Linked DNA regions of Homo sapiens: regions 2, 3 and 4 are each linked to region 1. Evidence: chromatin loops called from intact Hi-C (ENCODE). Cell type or tissue: PC-3. All regions are shown on one strand. Links, peaks and the distances in the headings refer to the core of each region. The heading gives the core; the rest is flanking DNA. Region 1 overlaps NHS (NHS actin remodeling regulator). Region 2 overlaps NHS (NHS actin remodeling regulator). Region 3 overlaps NHS (NHS actin remodeling regulator). Region 4 holds the start of LOC124905252 (a long non-coding RNA gene).

Evidence for each region. Hi-C counts contacts between places; a loop is a spot of excess contacts. Peaks named below come from ENCODE experiments on the same cell type or tissue, not always from the same donor. Only the 100,000 strongest peaks of a DNase experiment are listed, where the experiment ranks them.
Region 2: a loop joins it to region 1, with 7 times the contacts of the local background. A loop is called at or near these places in 4 of 110 quality-filtered maps.
Region 3: a loop joins it to region 1, with 6 times the contacts of the local background. A loop is called at or near these places in 2 of 110 quality-filtered maps.
Region 4: a loop joins it to region 1, with 11 times the contacts of the local background. A loop is called at or near these places in 2 of 110 quality-filtered maps.

The regions. Positions count from the first base shown.
Region 1 is chrX:17,588,952-17,594,438 of GRCh38, forward strand. All of the region lies in intron 1 of NHS (NHS actin remodeling regulator), which reads left to right. Among named protein-coding and RNA genes, the nearest start is that of NHS-AS1, 33 kb to the left of the region's middle. In PC-3, for the core only: a CTCF peak has its summit at 2,393 (motif pointing left); a DNase peak (open chromatin) is centred at 2,390; H3K4me3 peaks cover 896 bases; H3K27ac peaks cover 1,293 bases.
Region 2 is chrX:17,410,428-17,415,914 of GRCh38, forward strand. All of the region lies in intron 1 of NHS (NHS actin remodeling regulator), which reads left to right. Among named protein-coding and RNA genes, the nearest start is that of MIR4768, 13 kb to the right of the region's middle. In PC-3, for the core only: no CTCF peak of the experiment used is centred there; a DNase peak (open chromatin) is centred at 2,394; H3K4me3 peaks cover 1,320 bases; H3K27ac peaks cover 3,938 bases.
Region 3 is chrX:17,496,997-17,502,483 of GRCh38, forward strand. The region is part of intron 1 of NHS (NHS actin remodeling regulator); the gene reads left to right. Among named protein-coding and RNA genes, the nearest start is that of NHS-AS1, 59 kb to the right of the region's middle. In PC-3, for the core only: no CTCF peak of the experiment used is centred there; a DNase peak (open chromatin) is centred at 3,355; H3K27ac peaks cover 2,888 bases.
Region 4 is chrX:17,158,163-17,163,649 of GRCh38, forward strand. It overlaps LOC124905252 (a long non-coding RNA gene), which reads right to left and starts at 1,990. Exons shown (of 3, transcript XR_007068400.1): 1 at 1,922-1,990. It also overlaps a transcript of REPS2 not described here. In PC-3, for the core only: a CTCF peak has its summit at 2,982 (motif pointing right); no DNase peak of the experiment used is centred there.

The DNA of each region.
Region 1 (5,487 bases), core at 209-5,208:
TGTGTGACCTTGAGAAGACACAACATCTTTAAGTCTCAGTTTCCTCACCTGCAAAATTGAGATTATAGTACCTGTCTTCCAGGTTTCTTGGAAGATTTAGTGATAATTGTTTTTCAACACATAGCACAGTGTTAGATACTTACTAGGTTCTCAATAATTCACAAAAGAAGAAATACAAATGGCCAATACATGAAGTTTTATTTTTATTTTTTAATTTTTTATTTCCATAGGTTTTTGGGGAACAGGTGGCATTTGGTTACACAAGTAAGTTCTTTAGTGGTGATTTGTGAGATTTTGGTACACCCATCACCTGAGCAGTATATACTGAACCCAATTTGAAGTCCTTTATCCCTCCCCACCTTCCCACTCTTTTTACTCCTGAGTCCCCAAAATCCATTGTGTCATTCTTATGCCTTTGCATCCTCATAGCTTAGCTCCCACTTATAAGTAAGAACATACGATGTTTGGTTTTCCATTCCTGAGTTACATCACTTAGAATAATAGTCTCCAATCTCATCCAGGTAGCTGCGAATGCCATCATTTTGTTCCTTTTTATGGCTGAGTAGCATTCCATGGTATTCCATGGTATGTATGTGTGTATGTGGGTAACATTTTCTTTCTCCACTCGTTGACTGATGGACATTTGGGTTGGTTCCCTATTTTTGCAATTGCGAATTGTGCTGCTATAAACATGCGTGAGTGAGTATCTTTTTCATATGACTTATTTTCTTCTGGGTACATACCCAGTAGTGGGATTGCTGTATCAAATGGTAGATCTACTTTTAGTTCTTTAAGGAATCTCCACACTGTTTTCCATAGTGGTTATACTAGTTTACATTCCCACCAGCAGTGTAGAAGTGTTCTGTTTTCACTGCATCCATGCCAATGTCTATTATTTTTTATATTTTTTTGATTATGCCCATTCTTGCAGGAGTAAGATGGTATTGGATTGTGGTTTTGATTTGCATTTCCCTGATCATCAGTGATGTTGAGCATTTTTTTCATGTGTTTGTTGGTCATTTGTATATCTTCTTTTGAGAATTGTCTATTCATGTCCTTGTTTGAGAGCAATACATGAAGTTTTAAATGTTCAATGAGAAATAACTCTCTGTGTGTGTGCAAGTGTGTATGTATCAAATGGGCAAACATTTTTTAAATTGGTGATCCCCAGCATGGGTGAGGGTGTGATGAGACAGAGATTCTCATATATTCCTAATGGGAATATGAAATGATACATTTCTGGGGGACTGTGTGGCAGTTGGAATCTGTCTTTTGAAAATGTTCGAACCCTTTGATCTGGTAATTCAAAATCTAAAAGCTTATGCTAGGTGGACCATCTATGATGATATGATAGGATACGATTAGTATAAAGTTGTTCATCTTGGTGCTATCTGGAATAAATAACATTGGATTCATCACAAATGATCAACAACAGACAATTTATTAAATGAATTAAGCTCCATTCATGGTTTTTAGTATTACCCAGATATTAAAAATCATGTTTTGGGAAGATATTTAATGATATGGAGGAAATGGTTGTTATATAAAATTATTTAAAAAGGGCAGTCTATAAAACAGTATATATAGTATAGTCCCAGTTTTATAAAAACAAACACCATAAATGGAAAAATGACTGGCAGTAAAATGCCAAAATGTGAAAATGATTATCTCTGGGTACTGAAAAAACAAGGGTTTTTTATTTTCTTCTGTGCCTCTGAATTCTCCAAGCTGTCTTGCATTGTGCATGTAATGATGTGGAAAACACTTATAAAATTAAGAGAAAATATCATATCAGGTTAGAAAAATTACCAAAAATGTCAGAATACAAATGGACTCCAACTATGTAAGAATACACACACATCCCCCCCAACACACACATACAAAGAAAAACCAAGAAGATGAAAGGAACTATGTCCAAATCTTAGTAATTTTCTCTGAGATGGTGGAATGATGGATTATCATCATTTTCTTCTTTATACTAGTTTATATTTTTCCACTTGAATAGAAAAAGAAAATCGCCACCAAATAAAACCTATAAAAAGAAGTTTTCTTGAGTACTGTGTTCCATATAGTCACTGGCTCTGGTAGCCATAAGCAACACATAAATCTGAAGGCCAGGACTTCTTTTACCCCACAGCTGGGGAATCATTTGTCCTATGTGGAACCTGGTACCCATGTTAATCCTCTGCCTCCTGAATACATCAAGTCCCACATTGTAAAAGGCAAAAGGACAAGGCCAGAGTTACTGTTGATGGAGAAAATGAGTGGATTTTGCTGGTGTAAGAGATAGCAATAGAATCTGTGCTCTAGGTCGTAGGGAGGGCACCCTGCATTTTGCAAACTTGTGCTTGCTGATCCAATAGGCACCCCTGGTTGGATGCAGGGAGCTCTCTGGTGGCCAAAGGGTGTCAACGCAGCAATTTTTGCACTTCCACAACCAAACCCAAGATCTACTAGCCGAGATCAGAAGCCGATGCATACTTGCAGATTACATTTTAAGCCCTTATAATGGGTAGGAAAACATCTGTCTCTATTATTTCCATGGTATTTGGTATGAAGACAGAATCCTCCACCCTGCCCTTAAAATTTCACATAGAATAGGTATGCTTTCTGCCTTCGTGCCCAGGTCAAACTCACTTGACACTGCGTAGTTTTAAACTGTGTAATAAATTGCCCGAGGTGCACCAACTAATGTGTGACCCCGGATCACACTGCTTGCCCCACAAATCCATACTGTGTGAAATTGACCTTGCTGGTTGTTTTTCAAGTGGGTCTTTATAGCATCATAGAATGGAAGGAGTCTTAAAAACAAAAAGACTGAGACAGAGCTTGCTGAAAGAAATGACTCATTACTGGCTGAACCGGGAATGGAATATATTTCCAATCTTGAGAATATTGTCCAGCAGGCTCCCTCATTTCCCTCCGGCTGCCTTTATCTGAGGTGGCCAACTTGAAACCAAAACTAAAGCTTCTGACTCTCGTGGTTCCTGGATAGTCTTGTGTTTCTGTGTGTTTGCATCATACTGCGACTGTGCATCTGAGATGGAGTGGTCCACTGATGTGTGTGTGTGTGTGTGTGTGTGTGTACATGTGCATGCAAATACACATATGTATAATAGTGTGCAGTCACTGTAATAATCACTGTATACCTGTCTATCTCTGTCATTTTATTTAGGCATAGTCCATAGACTCAACCATATTATACATTCCTTGGAGATGATCTTCTGTGTCTTTTGTACTTCAGTATAATACTATCCAGAGGTGTTGGAGCCATTAGCACAATTTAGGCTACTTTCTTTGTAAGCCATGATTGAAAACAATGTCTGACTCATTTGGGTCCTTAGACTCAGGACTTTGTTTGTAGAATATTGTTCTATATTTAGCTTTTGTGTCAGCCCTAGGTTTTAAAGAGGCCTGAAGATTAGTGGAAACTTACCCCCTGGGTATTCTAGAATGTTCCATTGAGAGGTAATTAAGGGGAAGAAAAGGAACAACTTGTGCTCCCCAATTGGCAAGCCAGCGACTTGGTTATATATTTCTGTTTGCTGGAGCAAAAGAGCTTTGAATTCTATCCCATTTTAACATCGTCTCAACAATCACCAAGGTAGTTTAATAATGGCACCTTCGAACTTTGCCTGGCAAATGGAAATCTGAGGATAAGCCCTGAAATGTTCTCTATAGTCCATTTGAATGTTCTATCAAATTTATTCATTTTGACAATGACTTTTTAAAAAAAGAGAAATGTGCCAGGAAATGATAATTTTAAGTGGACCTTAGGAATGTTATAATAAAGCCCAGTGCTAGGACAAAGCAAGGACCAGCTTGGTGGAGGGTTTTGGAGGCAGACCAATGGGGTTTGATTTTTGACACTGCCAAGCTGGGAAGGAAGAAGTGCAGGGGGTATAGACAGGGCAGATGGGCCCTAGATGGTTGTTACATGTGTGTGATGGGTATGTGGAATTTCATGGTAAAGTTCTATCTACTTTGGGGTATGTTAAAAATTCATCATTCACCATAATAAAAACCTGAACATTTTTCCAAAAAAAATTTTTAAAAGAAGAAGGAAACAAGCTTGGCCAAGGACATTCAACAAGTAAGTGGCAGAGAAAAGCAGCAGCATGTAATGTAAGAGCATACTTATTGAAACATCATGGCACAAAATTAAAATGAGCACAGGCTTTGAAGTAGGATATGAGTTCAAGTTATGACTCTTACTCCATTTGTAAACCTTAAGTCACTTAACCTCTCTGATGTCAACAGTCCCCTCCGCTATAAAATGAGGATACAACACTCACCTCCCAGAGTTGCTGCCACCATGAGAAATTAACATATATGTCAAGCACCTAGAACCCTATTTGGCCTTGATAAGCATTCCTGCTTTTATTATTAATATAGTAAGCAGATTAAGAATCCCAGTGGATTCCAGTGGGCCCACTGGGAAGGAACATATTTTGGAGTCACCATTCCTTTGGTCTTCAGGAAAACAGGAGCTCTTCAGGCACATGGGGAAGACCAGCCAAGAAGTCCCAATTTCTTAGAACTTGGTAGTTTGGGGGTCTCTTTCAGGCTGCAGCAACTTAATGGGGATGATTTCCCATCAAATCTCAAGGGATACCTAGTTGTTTTGATAGGAGAATGCAAGAATCCTTCACACAGGAAGGACTTCAAGAATAAACGACTTATCAGTGTGGAACTGAGCCCCTGATCTCCTGTTTCCACCTCCATCCAGGTACCCCTGGATTCCCAAAGGTAGAGGTATGCAGCTATTGTCAGCAATGAGCTGTAAACTTCTTACATGTCTATGTCTATGTCTGTTTTACTTCTGTATCCACAATACCTGGCTCACAAGGGATACTAAGGTTTCGAGGGGTTTTTTGATGAATGGATGAGTAGATGGACAGATGGATGGGAAAGTAGGTGGATGGATGGATGGATGGAGGAAACTGACCTGAAGCGGGATGCCTGTGTGTCTGTGTGTGCTAAGAGTAGAGTTTTCTTTTTCAGTTTCTTTTTCATACCTGTTTGTCCTTTTTTGAAGTCTCCACTAAGGAGAAGCACCTACTATATACCAGATAGTCTACCACTGAGTACCTATTGTGTACCAGGTAGGATACAATGAACATCTAGTTTTTATATTATTTAATCTTCCCAACAACTCTGTGAGGTAGGTCTTATTAACACCACTTTACAGATGAAGAAATCTATGTTCAGAAAAGTTGAATAACTGGCCCGTGTTTACCCACTTTATATAATAAGTCCATGCTCTTTCTGGTACACCATGCAATGTAAGCATTCCTATAGCAAAAGCAAAACAAAACCAAAACCAAAACCAAAAACAAAAAACACGCCAGTGTAGAAGTGAGGAAGGGGGTCACTAACTCAAAGGCAGAAGAAAGTCCAATGGAAGAAAGGGAGTCTTTGCTTGGATATCTATGAGAGGGTGGGTGGCAGGTGAGGGAGGGCATGGATCAGTAAAGGGAAGATAGA
Region 2 (5,487 bases), core at 312-5,311, 180 kb before region 1:
TCATTATCTGCCCAGATAAAGGTCGTACAGGCTTTTAGCAACAGCATGGAAAGGAAACCAGATTGACCTTTCTGACGGCAACTCTCTGCTTTTTTTTTTTTTTTTTTTTTCCAGACCTTAGAACACCAGTGAGTAAAGAAATCCGTGTCCCTCCTGACACCTTTCCTTTCCCTTTCCTGGCGTTCCCAAAATGCAGGCCTTCATTTCCATTGGTTTTGAAATGGCTGCCTTTGTTTAAATTACTTATAATAGAACGTTCCTGGAAAACTCTCACATAAGCCCATGAGCAGATGTTAGTATCTTATATGCCTCCAATTTTATATGCTATATCACACCTCTTCCTTGCTCCAAAATTTTGCCTTTGCATCAAAAAAGGCAAAAATCCTATTATTTAGTCAAAGGAAACTTCTGCTTCTTGGGCTATATCTTCCAAATTTCTTTAAAAGAGCTCATTATGAATCATTTGGAAGGAGCCAGCACACCATATTGTCTTTGTGTGAAACTTAGAAAGCAGTGTGGTGTGGGTGGAGATACGTCCAACTATAAAGAGAAATTATAGTTACAAGTGGCTTTCAAGACATTAAGGATATTTTGGAGTCCTAAATTAAGCAATGGCAGGTTAATCTTTTCCCAAGAGGTGGTGATTTTGGCTAAGTATCATAAAAGGGTTATCCCAATGTTTTCAACGTGGTTTCAAGTGAATGATCATCTCTTATTCATTTTTCATAATCATTTTAATATGCCACATATGTTCCAAAATGGGTTGGCAAATTTATTTTCTTTCTGCTACCTTAGAAATCTTGTCAATAAAATGAAGCCTAGTAATATGGATTTCTTACGTAGCTATAATTTTTCTTTGTGAGGGAGTTAAGATGTGTACTTCAGTAAGAGGAATGGGCTGTGTTGAATGCCAGATCATAATGAGGCCTCCTGGCGCCAATAAATTACACTTGCTCTAGGTTGACTAGCCATGGAATGAGGTCATGTATCCTTGATCCAGATCATGAATGTGACAGCCTGCATCTACATACAGTATAACCCAATCCTTGCTACCGTACTATATTTCATCACAGTCTGTGTCACCTTCAGGGCGTGGGTTTGACAGAAGATGACAGTAGTGATGCATATTATGCTCAATCCTTAGCCTCAAACAGCAAAAGGCCTTACATTTAGATTTTTTTTAAAAAAAGAAGACAATTTTATATCACCTACAGATAATTAACAGGCTCTGTGTGAAAAATGAAATTAGAAATATTGAACTTAGAAATAGAGGAAAAAATGAAATATTCCTTGAAATATATCCAGGTAGTGTAGAATAACCCATGACCATATTCTGTAAGATTTTCCTTTTCCTGGCTCCCTACCCTATGTTTATATTCACCCCAAATGCACTTTTAATCACAGCTTTTTCTCCATGAGCAAGTAATTTTTTTTGAAATAAGATAATCTGTTTTGTAAGGGGTAAGTGATTGTTTTATCCAGGAAAGATGTATTTCACAATGGTATTAGAATTATGTGTAGTTTCATACTTTTGGTAACAGGAGATTTTTAGATGAATGTTCAGCCACCCCTGATTATTTATATAGCTCCCTGAAGTTTGCAGTGACATAGAATGAAGTGATAAAGAATGATGGTAAATGTCATTATGGTGTTAAGTGTATCTTTTCATATGAAATAGTGAGAAAAGCCTTGTGCATATATGAAGCTCTTGAACTATGGATGAGTAACATTAGTGTGGCTCCATTTCAATGATATTTATATACTTAAATAATGTATTCTTTTATAATATATATTATATATTAAGATAATATATATGTATTCTATCATCATATCAAGAACATAGCTCAAAAATGTTTTCAAAGAAATTGAGATTGAAAACAAGCGTTGCTGGGTGCAGTGGCTCATGCCTGTAATCCCAGCACTTTGGGAGGTCGAGGCCGGCAGATCAGTTGAACCCAGGAGTTCAAGACCAGCCTGGGCAACATGGCAAAACCCCGTCTCTACTAAAAATAAGAAAAAATCAGCTGGGTGTGGTGGCATGCACCTGTAGTCCCAGCTACTCAGGAGGCTGGGGTGGGAGAATCACCTGAGCCCAGGAAGTCAAGGCTGCAGTGAGCTGTGATCACGTCACTGCACTCCAGCCTGGTCAATGGGAGTGAGACCCTGTCTTAAGAAGAAAGAGAGAGAGAGAGAGAAAACAAAGGCAGCAATTATGCTAAGTCTCAAAAGTTCCTTTTAACTGAATGCTTAGTGTGTCCTGATATTTAACATCACTTTCCAATAATCTGAAAAAAAGTCTAGTGCTTGTTGACTCAAACTTGAACAATGTTTGCATGCTGACTGATGTGTGAGTCAGAAGGTATCCATTATCTTAATCAAAGATTCACAATTTTTTTTCTGTAAAGATCCAGAGGGTAAATATCTTGAGCATTGCAGATCATGAAGTCTCTGTCATAGCTCTTTGTCACTGAGTGCGAAAGCAGCCATAGACAATACGTAAATGAGTGAGCATGGCTGTGTTCCAATGAAAGTTTATAAAAAACAGGTGGTGGGTCAATTTGGCTTGTGGGCTGAAGTTTGTCAGCCTCCGATCTTAACTATGAAGCTTTTAAACTTAGCCTAATTGAAAAACGATTTCCATATGGCACCTAGTAGAATATGTGACTACCTGTGTATTTAGCGCTTGTGTGTGTGTGCGTGCACACACGCACACACATACACACAAGAATGAAGGTTTACATGCCTTTTTGAGATCAGTCTGGAAAAACTCCTGTACATGTAATTTTGTCTTACAGTCAATAAATATGTTCCATTTTCTAAATAAATAGTCCGATTCTCTGTGGGATTGTGGCTACCTTATCCAATTAAAGTTTATGTAGCGTTGTCATTGTTATCATTTCTCCTCTCAAGTTCATTGCATCATGATCATATGGGTTGCTTAATTATTACTCTTTAGTGGTGATGATGCTATTCACATGGACTTTTTTAATGTGGGCTGTGCAAGTTGCTTTTGTTATGAGTCATTCTCTCTTGATGTCATTAGCTGTTTTAAACTAGGCATTAATTGAAATGAAACCACAAGCTTGGTTAGATTGATTAATCGTTTCAGAACCTATTCAAAATACTTTTCTTTCTTCCCAGAAAAAGAAACTATAGTCATTTGCCCAGAAATGGGAGAGAATCATGCTTTTCCAAAGGCGAAGACTGTTTGTTTTGAAAAGTGGATTTATTGGGATGATAAATCTGGCTTGTACTATCTGCTCACCTGTTTGTCCTCGGGGGAGCTATCACTCTATTAATCCTTTTACACTGGAAATGTTGAAATGATAGACAGTTTCAAAAGTTGCACCCCCAAAAAAAGCAGATAAACATAAACAAATCTTACTCTTCTACTTTGGATATGCTTTGAATCAGCATGCTGGGGCACTTCCTTATAAGAGGAAGGCAATTAAACAAGAGCTTTGGTCTTTTGTAACCAGGTCCTGCCTTGTATTTGGGAAGCTCTGTCGTATAGAGAATCAGGCTGCAGGTCTTACCTTCTAAACTCTCAGCTTTAACTTTTCTTTCCTGTTTTTTATTTTTTTTCAAAGAAATAACTGATCTTTCCACATCTAAACTGCAGGTGCAGACAGGCACACAAAATGACACTGTCCCAAGGTCCAGGCTACTTCTTCTGGACATTTGATCTGCCAGGTCAAATTTCCAGGAGGACTGGCCCAGACAATGTCAAGATGAGAATTTCTTCCCTTACTGCTTTCTGTGCAATTGATTGCAGCATCTCTGCAAAACCACTGACATTCTCTTAACCTTAGTTTGCTTTTTTGTGAAATGAGTGAATCCCAGTACAAGGCAGCAGCAAACAAAGGTGTAAAAATCACCTGAGGCAGGAAGGCCAGAAACGAATCCCGGTGGCTTGAGGTACAGTTGTGCATTCATAAATTCCATCAGCATGTTTGGTCATGAATGTCAGTGTGACATTTCAGTCATTTAAATCATTGACGATCATGTACTTTTATGTGCAATTTGCTTCTAAAAATATGTGGGCTTTCCAGGCTTTTATTTCATAATGTTCCCTCCCTCCCCCGTCTCCGCGCCAGTGAAACAATTAGGTAATATGTTTTAGAGAATGCCTCTTCTTAGCTTGGGCCTGTTTTCTCTAAGACGTTACTAGCAGTTTGCTCATTAGCAGTGACAAGGAAATGGCACCAGAGATGCTTTCCTGAGAGGTCTCCCTGCACTGGGACCTGGAAGGTGAGCCACTGGGTGGCTGAGACCCTGGGAGTTTTAGCATGACGGCAAAGGGGAACAAGAATTTTCCTAGCCTATGATGTTTTCAAGTATCCACTCTGAAAACGATGAATTAGATGAATTCTACTTTAGGATAGGCAACACAGAGAGAAAGACAGACAGACCTTCCCCCTCCTTGCCCCCTTCCACAGAGGCAGAGGAAAGAAAGATTAGAGGCAGAGCAGCAAGGGTTCAAGAATGGAGGACAGAAAGGCAGAAGAGAAAATGGTGAGGCTGCAGTTCTCTGTTGCCCTTGGCAACACTGCATGGGGGCGGGGGTTGGCTGGTATCTTGGTACTGAGCCTGCCCTGCCCTGCCCCGGGAGGTTGTGGGATATCACATAGGGGTGGAGACCTCGCTGGGGACAGCTGAGCAGATGACAAGTCTGCACCAAGAACAAGCAAATGTTCTCTGCCGGGACACTGGCTCTATCTGTCTGGCTCCTTCCAGGACCTTTTGAACTTGTTCCCTGGGACACGGTATAGCCCGCTTGTGGCTCCTCTAGATATTTGTTTTTCCTAAGTGCATTGATCTATCAGAGTAAAAACTAGCCAAAAATAAGAATGGGGAATGAATCAATCCTCTGGACTCCTCTCTCCTCTGTGTTCCCGAGTCTCAATGGTATCAGATGGCCAGTTGCAAACATTTACTTCTGACTGAGTGCCCTGATTTCTTTAGTCTCTTATCTTCTCCCCTTCCCTCCCTCATTTCCTTATCCCTTTTCCCCTCTGCCCTCCTCTCTCCACAGCTTTGGTAAGAAATAGCCAGCCTTGAATTCAAGCATAATTGCTCGGCAGGGGGGACTTCCTTGAAAAAACCTCAAATTTTTGGGCTGTAACAGTGGAAATCTGTTTGAACCCTTGAACTTCCTTTATTGTTGAAATGACCACCTACAGAAACATGCTGGGGGAAAGTAGCAGAAGCACAGTGGTCCCTTTTATGGGAAAAACAGTAGCTGGAATTATTTCACTTTTGCAAGAATTCTGTAATGAGGAGGCATTTCTGAAGGGAGAGTATGGCACAAACATTCCACAAGTTGGAGATGTCTGGACTGAGATTGGGATATTGTAATAATCGATGTTTCTGGGCTTAGAAACAGAGTCTTCATTCTTTTTTTGACCACAAGCATAAAAGCTGGTAACTGTAGCATTTCTGTCTACTTTTGTTGCCATTTGCATGGGCTCGCTCTGGGTACTGGAG
Region 3 (5,487 bases), core at 445-5,444, 92 kb before region 1:
AAACTTTTATCAATGAAAAAAGAAACTCATGGTTATTTGGGTTCATGATTGCGATGAGATAAAAGGGAAACCCTACACCTCATTCAGGGTTGGGTGCACAATAGGTTCTCATAAAAGAAATGCTCGCTGAATGGATGGGAACATGCAAAATGTACAGTACCCTGTTCATTCCCTTTGACAGGTGCCTTTTTGTTTTAAATACACATGGCAGCATTTGATAGCATGCAACTAATGCCTTGGAGTTTTTCTGGGGACTTAATAAAGCCCAAATAGTAAAAGGTCTTCAAGGTTTTGTTTGGTTTCTTTTAAGGGGTTGCTACCTCTGTCCTCTGTACTGTTGAGTTTATGATGAATTTGAGGCTTATGTGTATGTTGAGTCACTTTATCTGCTTGATCACTTTTATATTCTGTAGCTTTAAATATTTATTATGCAAGCTTTCAGAGAATGACATAACAGTCATGTATCAACCATTCAGTTCTACCAAAGCTAACGTTTCTCCCACGCCTGCTTTCTGTTTAAAGAAATAAAATGTTAGTTAGAATTGAAAGCCCCTGCTTTCCCATCCTAATCTAATTCTGTCCTTTCCCCAGTGTTAACTTTTATTCTAACTTTTGTATTTCCTCACCTCGATATGTTTTAATATTATTACTATGTATGTATATATTCAATAATAGTATTAACATGTTTTTAAATTTTGCAGAGCTCATATAATGTATGTGTCATTCTGTAACTTGCTTTATGATTTAAACATATCGATACACATGGTGTACTGTATTCATCTTTAACTGCCCTGAGGAATGCTATTAAAGGAATACAGTACAATTTATTTATGCATGCTCCTATTGATGGGTATTTAGGTTACTTCCAATTTCTTGCTCCTGCAAACAGTGCTGCCATAAATAATTATGTCAAATGTCCTTATGGCACATGGGGGAAAAGGTCTCTAGGGCAGTGGATCTCAATCTTTTGTACACATCAGAATTGCCTAGGGATCTTTGAAAAGTCCCACTGCCAGGTTGCACCCAGACTAATTAAATCCGAATCACTAAGGTGAAGCCCAGGCACCTGTATTTTTTTAAAACTCCCCAGATGATTCCAATGTGCTGCCAGCATTGACAGCCATTGCTTTAGGTCACATAACTAGAAATGAAGTTTCTGGGCCAAAATGTTTGTTCCTCTTCAGCTTTCTCGATATTACCAAATTATTCTCCAATGTGGTCTTTCCAATGGAAACGCCACCAGCAGGGTATGAGATCTCCTGTGCCTGTGGCATTATCTCCTCACCTAAACTTGATTAATCTTGTCCCTGCAGGGATCTCAAAGGGATGTGTCGAGAGATATCCCTTTGATGGCCTTCCCACACCTGCCTCTATCTGATTTATCCCCTGGTAAAAATTTTGCCTCGCCCAAAAGTCATGGAGTAGGAACCGTTCTCACAAAGTATAACTAAAAACTTGGGGCATCCAACACCACCTGATTTTGCAATTCAGGGTGTTGCAGTCAAGAGGTTGTTGCCATTAATTCTTGTTTGTATAGTCTAACATTCATTTCGTGGCGTGATGTGGTGCTTATCTGTGATATCTAGGTTTGGGGGTAGAAAATGACACAAGCCTTGTTGCTATGATGTTGCTATACCTTCCATTTAGCCACAGGTCCAATATGATAGTGCCCTGAGCATCTGGAAAAACAAGATGCTCAGCCCAAACTCATACTTCCATGATGGTTAGATCAGAGTTATTGCGGAGAAACAACAAAGAGATCCTAGCCTTGACCTTAATCAAGCTATAGCTGTGTCGAAATAAATAATTTCTAGCCATGATGTCCTCTCTCTTTGGACATTGTGGACACTTGAGTGAGGTTTTTTTAAGCTGCTCACATGCTGAAAGCTTATGTTAAACCCTCTCCCTGTGTTGATGCAGATTTAGAAAATTTCATGGATAAAAATTGATGGGGTTACAATTGTTACCCACTTTGAATTTAACAACCTTAAACATAATACAGTAAACTTCCCTCATAGTATGCAAGTAAAATGCCATGCCATGAAGTTGATGAAAAATTGGGCAAGTCTTCATAGCTACCTGGCCAGGAGTTCCAGAAGTCTGACTGTGTGATCAAAATCTGTTCTAGCACTGGCTGCAGTTTCTGGTGGCAGTGGACCTCTCTGGCTTAAATATTCATGGGGATGATTCTGGGTCCTATGGTTGGCTAGGATACTCCAGGAATCTCCTGGAGAGTTGGCACTCTTTCATTGGCCTATTTGGGGAGATTGGGTCAGAAGAATACTGGGGACTCAGGGACTTACTGTCTTCCTCCCTGCATCACTTGCTGACACAGGGTTGCCTGCCATTTCCCAGTCCAGCCTCACCTTCCCCTACACAATTCTATCCACTTTCCCCTAAATAGAAGTTTATTTTGCCCCTTTTTGAAAGCACAACCCACCACTAACTGCATTAAATCCAGAATCTTGCTATCATGGGTGACTTATTGCAGGGTTTTACTCTTGAACTTATCTTTGCTTCCAACTCTGTGTCTTGGATTGGGTTCCCGAGAGACAGCACCCGACACAGGGATTCTAGTGCATGTGATTTATTGGGAGAGAGTTCTCGGGGGAAACCTGTAAGAGTATGAAGGAAGCTGAATGGGGCACAGGACACTGCTGAGCTGGAATGTGGTCTCATATGGAGCCTAGCTTTGCTTTTATCTGCAGGGAGAGAGCTTTTGTCATGGGAAAGGAGTGACTTACCTTCCAGGCAAGGTGGCTCTCATCGGCCAAGGAGAACTCTCCTGAGAAGTGAGTAGTTGTGAGACACTAGCAGCCACCACTCACAGTATCTGGAGAATAGCTACACAGGCTTGGTAAAGGGGATCCGGGTGGGGCACCCTGTCCTGGGTGCAGGGCTCTGAAAGGAGATGAACTTTCAGCTCTCACACATTGCCATGCAGGGCTCTGAAAGGAGATGGGCTTCATGTGGATAGTCAAATAACAAGCATGACATCCATGGGTATGGAGTGCTATAAAATGACTATGTTTAATAATGCGTCTTTCTTCTGGCTACAGGTCTGAGTATATTTTGCTGTTTTAATCTTAATCCTGGAATTGAGTCTGGGACTTCCTCCGTGCCTGTAAACCACTTTGATGTTATGTTGAGAAGCATTCTGAGGCACATGTGTGAACTGATAACCAGGATAAGTGGCATGATGAAATTAATCCCCTAGTAGATGGGAAAGGAAGGCCAGTGCCTTTCCCAGTCTGGGCTTCTAGAGATGATTCACAAGCTGGGGCTTTAAGGCATGGAGAACAAACAGTAGACACAAGAGTGTTGGATGCAATTACTTCCTTAAGCCATAAAGCTGGAGAACCCAGATGATTGAAGTGAATGTTTGTTAGGCTGAGGTCAGGTTTGATTTTGCTGGGAGCCTTCCTTGATTCTGATTGTGTCTTATCATTTGTTTGTCTTCTGAAGGTTGTGGAGGAGGAGGGAAGGGTTCATAGAAATGCCCTGGCTGTGATCCCATTGTTGCTGGTTGTAATGTCTGGCCACGTTTCCTCCTGCGGTGTCTGATTGGAACTTCCACTCTGATCAAGCAGCAGGAGCAATAAATAGCTAGGTCTGTGCCTCCTTTTCTATGTGAAGCTAGGGAAAGGACTTTATGAGCTTTAAGCGGTAACTTGATGGAAGACTTTACGCCTCTGCACATACTGTCAGATGCTCCCTCAGAAGAGAATGACAAGGGTTCAAGGTAGCATGGAGTAGGGACAAGTGTGTGTGGCTTTTGCGTTAGGCAGACTGGGGTTTGAATCTTGATTCCAGTGCTTATCAGCTGTGCGAACTTTCTTAGTTGAGTCCCTTACCTGCTCCCAGACTCAATTGTTTCACCTGAAAGTGGGGATAATAGTACCTGTTTTAAAGGGTTATTTGAGAGATTAAGTGAAATAGTGTTGTGTAAATTGCCTGTCATTGTAAATACTCAATAAGTGACATCTATTATTAGAGCTTTCTTTAAAAGTTGTGCTGCATTTCTGATTTATGGGGAGGTCAGAATAGACCAGAGCTAATAGCCCTTCTTGAGGAGATCAAGAAAGGGATCAGGCCAGGCAGGGTGGCTCACAGCTGTAATCCTAGCACTTTAGGAGATTGAGGAGGGAGGATTCCCTGAGCCCAGGAGTTTGAGACCAGCCTGGACAACATGGCAAAACCCTGTCTCTAGAAAAAAAATCAGCCATGTGTGGTGGTGCATGCCTGTGGGCCCAGGCTGAGATGGGAGGATCACTTGAGCATGGGAGGTTGAGGCTGCAGTGAGCCGTCATTGTACCACTGCACTCTAGCCTGGGTGACAGAGCAAGACCCTATCTCAAGAAAAAAAAAAAGTGGGGGGATTAGGATATTTAGAAGGACTTACTTCCTTGAGACCATAGCCAAGGTGGAAATAAGAGAAGGTCAAGGTGTGTGGGTGGGGCCCGCACAGTGGCTCACACCTGTAGTCCCAACACTTTGGGAGGCAGAGGCAGGAGGATTGCTTGAGCCCAGGAGTTTGAGACCAGCCTGAGCAACATGGGGGAAACCCCATCTCTATAAAAATTAGCCAGGCATAGTGGTGGGCGCCTATATTCTCAACTATTCAGGAGGCTGAAATGGGAGGAATGCTTGAGTCTGGGAGGTCAAGGCTGCAGTGAGCCATGATTACACCAACTGCACTCCAGCCTGGGCAACAGAGCGAGACCCTGTCTCAAAAACAAACAAACAAACAAAAAGATGTGTGGGCTGGGTAACAACAAGTCTTGAATGTTCCAGGACGGTGATGATTTCAGATATTCCCTTTCAGCGAGAAACCAAGTATATAGATTTGGGGTTCATAGAAAACATGATCACTATCCTTGTGAGAAAATGCAGCTCTAGGCCAACTTGCTTGGGAATATTAAGAGTCTTTGGCACATCTTCAAAGAAAAGTTTCCCCATGGGGTTACTTCTGACGTTTATGCTTCCAGTTTCAATTGTTTGGTGGAGAGTCCATTGAACTCAGTTAATTCTTTTTATTTACCTCAATGTTCGATATGACAGGCCAACATTTTAAGTGCTATTCTAAATTGTAGCTTGTGTACACTCGGGAAAAAAGGGCCTATTTGTCTCCTCGGGTCTCCTCCATTTTTTTCTTCCTGCATTGGTTAATGTTCCCTTCTCCTTGTTGAATATTTGGAAGTTTCCTTCCAAAGCTTGGGAGGGGCTAGTTTCACAGGAAGGTCACATGAACACGATCTCATGGGCAGTTCATTGACTCTGCCCAGCTTTAATCTCTGCGGTTGGAGCAGGAGAGTGAAGGGCAGTGGACAGACACTGCCCTCTCCCTCTCCATTTATTCTCCTCCTTCCATGCCCCTTTTCTGCCTGGAACCTTCTCCATGCTCTAGTTAACAAATGTGCATTTCAGCATTCAGGCTGAAACTCAACTGCCAGCACAAGGCAAGTAATGCCATTTGACTTAAGAACA
Region 4 (5,487 bases), core at 379-5,378, 430 kb before region 1:
CAAGATAATCTGGAAGAACGAACTTGGATTTAGACTACCAGGTTCCAAGACTTACATAGCTACAAGTAATTAAGACAGTGTAATATTGTTGCAAATGATAGGTTAATGGTACAGAATAGAGAGCCCAAATACATAGCCGCACATATATGATCCCTTGACTTGTATATTTTTTAAAAAAAGCCATCATAATTCAGTGGTGGAAAAGATGGTCTTTTCAATAAATGATGGTGGAGCAATTGGATATCCACATGGAAAAAAATGAACCCAGAAAACCTACCATGCAGAAAAATTAATTCAATATGTATCATAGATCTGAATGTGAAAGGTAAAACAATAAAGCTTCTAGAAGAATGCATAGGATAATATCTTCATGTGTCTCAAGTTTTTTAAACAGGGCATACAAAGGACTAACTTTAGAAAAAAAATTGATACATTGAATTTCATTAAAGTTAAGAACTTTTTATCAGAATTCAGGACTAAGAGAGTTTTGGCAAGCTGAAGAACAGTAGAACTTATTTGCAATACATCTGTCAAGGATACTTGCCTGTTTTTTCTATGTTGGCAACTATGTCTAATTTAAAACACTGAGGGGAAAGAAACCACTGTGCAGGCTGACAATACACAGGCCAAACAAAACAGGTCTGCAAGCCAGGTTGGGCCCACGCATTGCCTGTTTGCGACCTCACCTTCAGCAGCACAGAAGAATGAAAGAGGCTTTAACATTTCCACATTTTCTCATTCTTTACCTGACCAGCCTCAGTGAGGGGAAACAACAATGTAGACCTCTGTTTCCAAATAATAAGAATTTTCCCTTAGATGGCAGAACGGCTGGTTATAGTGAGTTTAGGTCTTAAATAAAACTTTCTTCCTCTCTGATAGATGCAATAATTAAAGAATATTTCAAAATATGATTCCATCAAATTTTTTTCATTGGCTCCCACTGTGTGTTCAGCTTGTCTTGGCTCTGTGAAGACCACAACTGATCCCCTTTTCACTTTGTTTGCTCTCTGACTCTAGAATTTCTCAGCCTCCCCAGATGATACTTTAGAGACCTGGGAAGTCAGCTTCAAGCTTCAATGAGGCAGAAGTCATGCAGAAACAGACTCAGTTTGAACTTTTTATGTTTCAAGCTCATTAATATCCAACTTCCTTACTTTCTACCTCCTTCCCAAACTCTGGTTCTAGTCTCTTTCCTTCTTCCAAGCACCACTCTTACTTAAGTTGGAGGCAATGGGGTGAGGTTGGAGAAAATTTCCTCTTGTTACCTCTTGTAACCCCACTGTTAGGATGAATAAGAGTAGGTGGCCTGAAGGATGGCACCCTGGAAGCATAACATAGTTGATAAAAGCATGGGGTTTGGAGTTAGACTGCCTGGATTCAAATCCTGTCTCTATTCCTTAATAACTTTGTAATCTTGGGCAAGTTATTTGCTTCTCTGTGCCTCACTCCATCATCTATACGTTACTGATAATAGTGCCCCCCAGCCCCCCAATGCACATCACTTAAAACAGTGCCTAGTAAGTGCTAGACATGTGTTTGTTAAATTAAAAATTGACTGTTGCCTGGTTACCTGTGAGGCCGTGGCATTGTGCTGAACATTGGGAAATAGAAGATGTGACCCCTGTCCCACCACCAGCCCACTCTTGATTTAAAGATGGGCAAACAAGTTGGCCAAATTGACCCTCCTCCTTTCCTTGAACTAGCCAAAATGTGACCACTGGATGATTTGATGACATCCTTCTTTTTGTGAAATCCAGTGATGTCTAAAATCCAAAGCCACTCAGAAGATGATTAAGATCATTCTGTGGAATTCTCTTTCCTAAAAACTGAAACTAGAATTATTATGCAGATGAGGAAACCTTTAACCTTGAGAAGTGAAGTGACTTACCCAGGATCCTTGTTATGGTGGCAGAGAGCTTACCAGAATTGTGTCCCACAATAATGTGGAAAGCAGAACTTGTGAATGATGAACTTATAAATTTCACTGAGGAGATTTCCAAGCAAAATGTTGAAGGTACACATTGGTTTGTTCTTTTTCTTTTTAGCTAAATGTGAGAGGAAAGAGAGAAGTTGAGGGAAGAACCATTAAACAAAAGGGAACCAGTACTTGATGATTTGGGAAATCCTTAGTCTATTGGGATTGCCAAGGTCAAAGTATTCAGTCACACAGAGGCTCTCTAAAGAGGTTAAATGTGTGACTCACAGATTCTCACAATCAAACCAGGGGGTATTTAGAAAGCTTAAGAGCATTATCCCTCAGCCATTTTAGCAGAAGTCAAAAACAGATGAAGTTATTTCAAAAATTTTATGGACCTGGCTTTCATTCCGTGACATCCATGGGAGATTCCCAAAGTTCTTAAGAATTGTATACTAATAGAAACACTGTTGGCTTGCACCAAAAGGAACAGAGAATATCTTAAATGGAAGAAGGCTGTTATATCCCCCAAACTCTGCTGGCAGGCAGCAAGCTGATATAAACACTTAGGTACAAACAAATACCAACTTTCATAAAAAAGGGAGGATGACTCAAAGGGTGGGACCAAGAGTCCAGAGGGTGAAGCTGAGAGCCCAGAAGGTAAAGTTGAGAGCCAACAGAGGATTATTTCTAGTCCTTGAAACCTAATGGAGTTTGGCTGGACTTAAAAATTGCTTTGGGTCAATGATTCCTTTTTACCTTCCATTTCCTCTTTTTTAAAAACATAATGTCTTTAACTGTTACCCGATGCCTGTCCCACCATTGTATGTTGAGAGCAGATAACTTGTTTCTTTAGTTTCATACATCCACAGATGGAGAGGAATTGTGCCCCAGAAGTTGTAGGGATTATATCCTGAGCCATATCTGTACTTAGTTTAGATGATGTAAATGACAAGATGTGGAACTTTTGAACTAGTGAGATTTAGATGAGATTTTTGGACTTTGATTTGATGCTGTAATGGGATGAGACTTTTGGGGACCTTGGGATGGGGTGAATATATTTTGCATATGGAATAGATGGGAATTATAGGGGCCACCAGAGGGCAGACTGTGATAAGCAGAATTTTGGCTGTCATGATCTCCACCCTCTGATGCTACTCCTGTGGTTATAGTATGTTACATGGCAAAGGGGATTTCACACATGCAATTAAGGTTACTAATCAGTTGACCTTAAAATAGGGAGATTATCTTGGATTATCCGGCAGACCCAATGTAATCACAGTAACTCTTAAATGCAGAAGAGGAAGTCAGAGAAATTTGAAGCATGAAAAAGACTTGCAGATGGAGTGGGCAATGTAATGAGGAATGCAAGGCAACCATAAGGAACTGAGAAAGGTTTATAGCTAGCAACAAGTGAGGAGACAGGGACCTTAACCCTATAGTCACAAGGAGCTGAATTCTGCCAACAACCTGAATGTGCGTGGAAGCAGATTCATCCCCAGAGCCTCCAGAAAGTATCATAACCCTGCTGATCTCCTGCCTTTTTTTTTTTTGAGAAACTCTAAGCAGAGGATTCAGTTGAGCCATGCTGTACTCATGTTTTTGACCTAAGAGACTGTAAGATAATCAGTGTTATTTTAAGCCACTAAGTTTATGGCAATTTGCTACAGCATCAATAGGAAACTAATACAAAGTCTGTATTCAGTTTCCAACATTATGGTGTCCACCCAGGTATTCCTTGGAGTTGGAGTAGGATGGGATTGGGGAAAGACCAAAAGATAAAAGGCCCTTTCTGATCTCTCCAAGCATTCATGGTTTTTATGAAAGACTGTCTTTTGGAAAATGGAAAAGATCCTAGAGGTATAGTGGCTTAGTGGCTGCTTCTGATATTTTAACTTGTCCGTTTCCCATCTTCCTCTCCCCAGTTCTGTGATAGCCTTGAAAACTAATAGCCTGCAGAGTAAAGAAGTAAAGACTGGCTTAGGTGTGCTTGATCTATGCAACTGCAGTGAAAACCAGCAACCTGGTAGCCACTGGGTGAGTCAGAACAGAGTTGGAGCTCTTTCAAAGCTCCATTCTTAGAGAACTGTCATAATTTGACCTATTTTATAGTTCCCCGGGAAATCTCACTCACAATGCTTGTCTTTATTTGACCTGACTCAGAGCTCATCCAGTGTGAACTGCCTTCTCCTCAAGGGCATTTGTCAAAAACAATTGGCAACAATTGTTTAATATCATGGCTGCCTGAGGCAGTGGTAAAAGTTGAGACAAATAACAAGCTAACTAAAAAACATAAATGGAAAAACTAGGGAATGAGATGTTCATAGATGGCCTTGAAAAGCTGTCACATATTCCTGGAAATTTAGAAGGCTACACACATGTTCACATGTACAGGTTTGAGTGCATACTCAGGGCTGCGTACATGCTCAAGAAATAACTGAGAAGGTCACCTCTGACTGACCTTAGGCTTCTGCATAAGCAGAAAGGGAAGGCTAAGACAGAGTTCTAAACTAGTTCTGTAAATTAACCAATGGCTTATAACAATTAAAGAAAAATGGCTGCATCTAGACAAGAACTGTAAGAACAGTCATACTGGCTGAGTGTTAAAGGTGTGTCCTAACATGCACAGAGAACCCCTCAGCAAAGACTCAGATTTATTGGTTCAAGGCATTTAAGGAAATGACGGTACAATTATTAACTACTAAGCTGAGTAGAGACAAAGAATACAGACTTTACAGAATTAGTTCAGGAATGTCACTGAACAAAGAGCAACAACACCAAACAGCAACAACAACAAACCATGGGGAGGAGGAAGAATCTGATTTTCAGAGTTGCCACATCACATTATACAAAATGTCCAGTTTGTAATGACAAATTATAGGATATAAAAAGAAACAAGAAAATATGCCCCAAATATGGGAGTAAAAACAATCAATAGAAATTGTTCTTGAGGAGGCCCAGATCTTGGGCTTATTAGACAAATACATAATTTAAATTAGCTATTTTAAATATATTCAACAGTGAAGGGAAACCATATCTTAAAAACTAAATGAGAATGTTGTCTCACCAAATAGAGAATACCAATAAAGAGATAGAAATTATAAAAGCAGACAAATAAAAATTCAGGGTTGAAAAGTACCAGAGGGGAAAAACAGCAAATTTCTTTAGGCTGAAGAAAGAATCAGTGAACTTGAAGATAGGTGAATTGAGATTGTTCATTCTTAGGAAAGAAATTAAAAAATGAAGAAAAATGAACAGGGCCTCAGAGGCCTATGGGACACTGTCAAGCATACCATTAGTTGTATAGTGGGAGTCCCAGAAAGAGAGAAAACAGATAAAGGGGCAGAAATAATGGGTGAAACCTTCCCAAATTTGATGACAAACATGAATCTACAAATCCAAGAAGCTCAATGAATTCCAAGTTGGAAAAACTCAGAGCATCACACTAAGACACCTCATAATCAAACTGTTGAAAATCAAAGGTAAAGAAAGAATCTTGAAAGTAGCAAAAGCTCATCACGTACAAGGGATGCTCAATAAGATTAAGAGGTGATTTTTCACCAGAAACCACT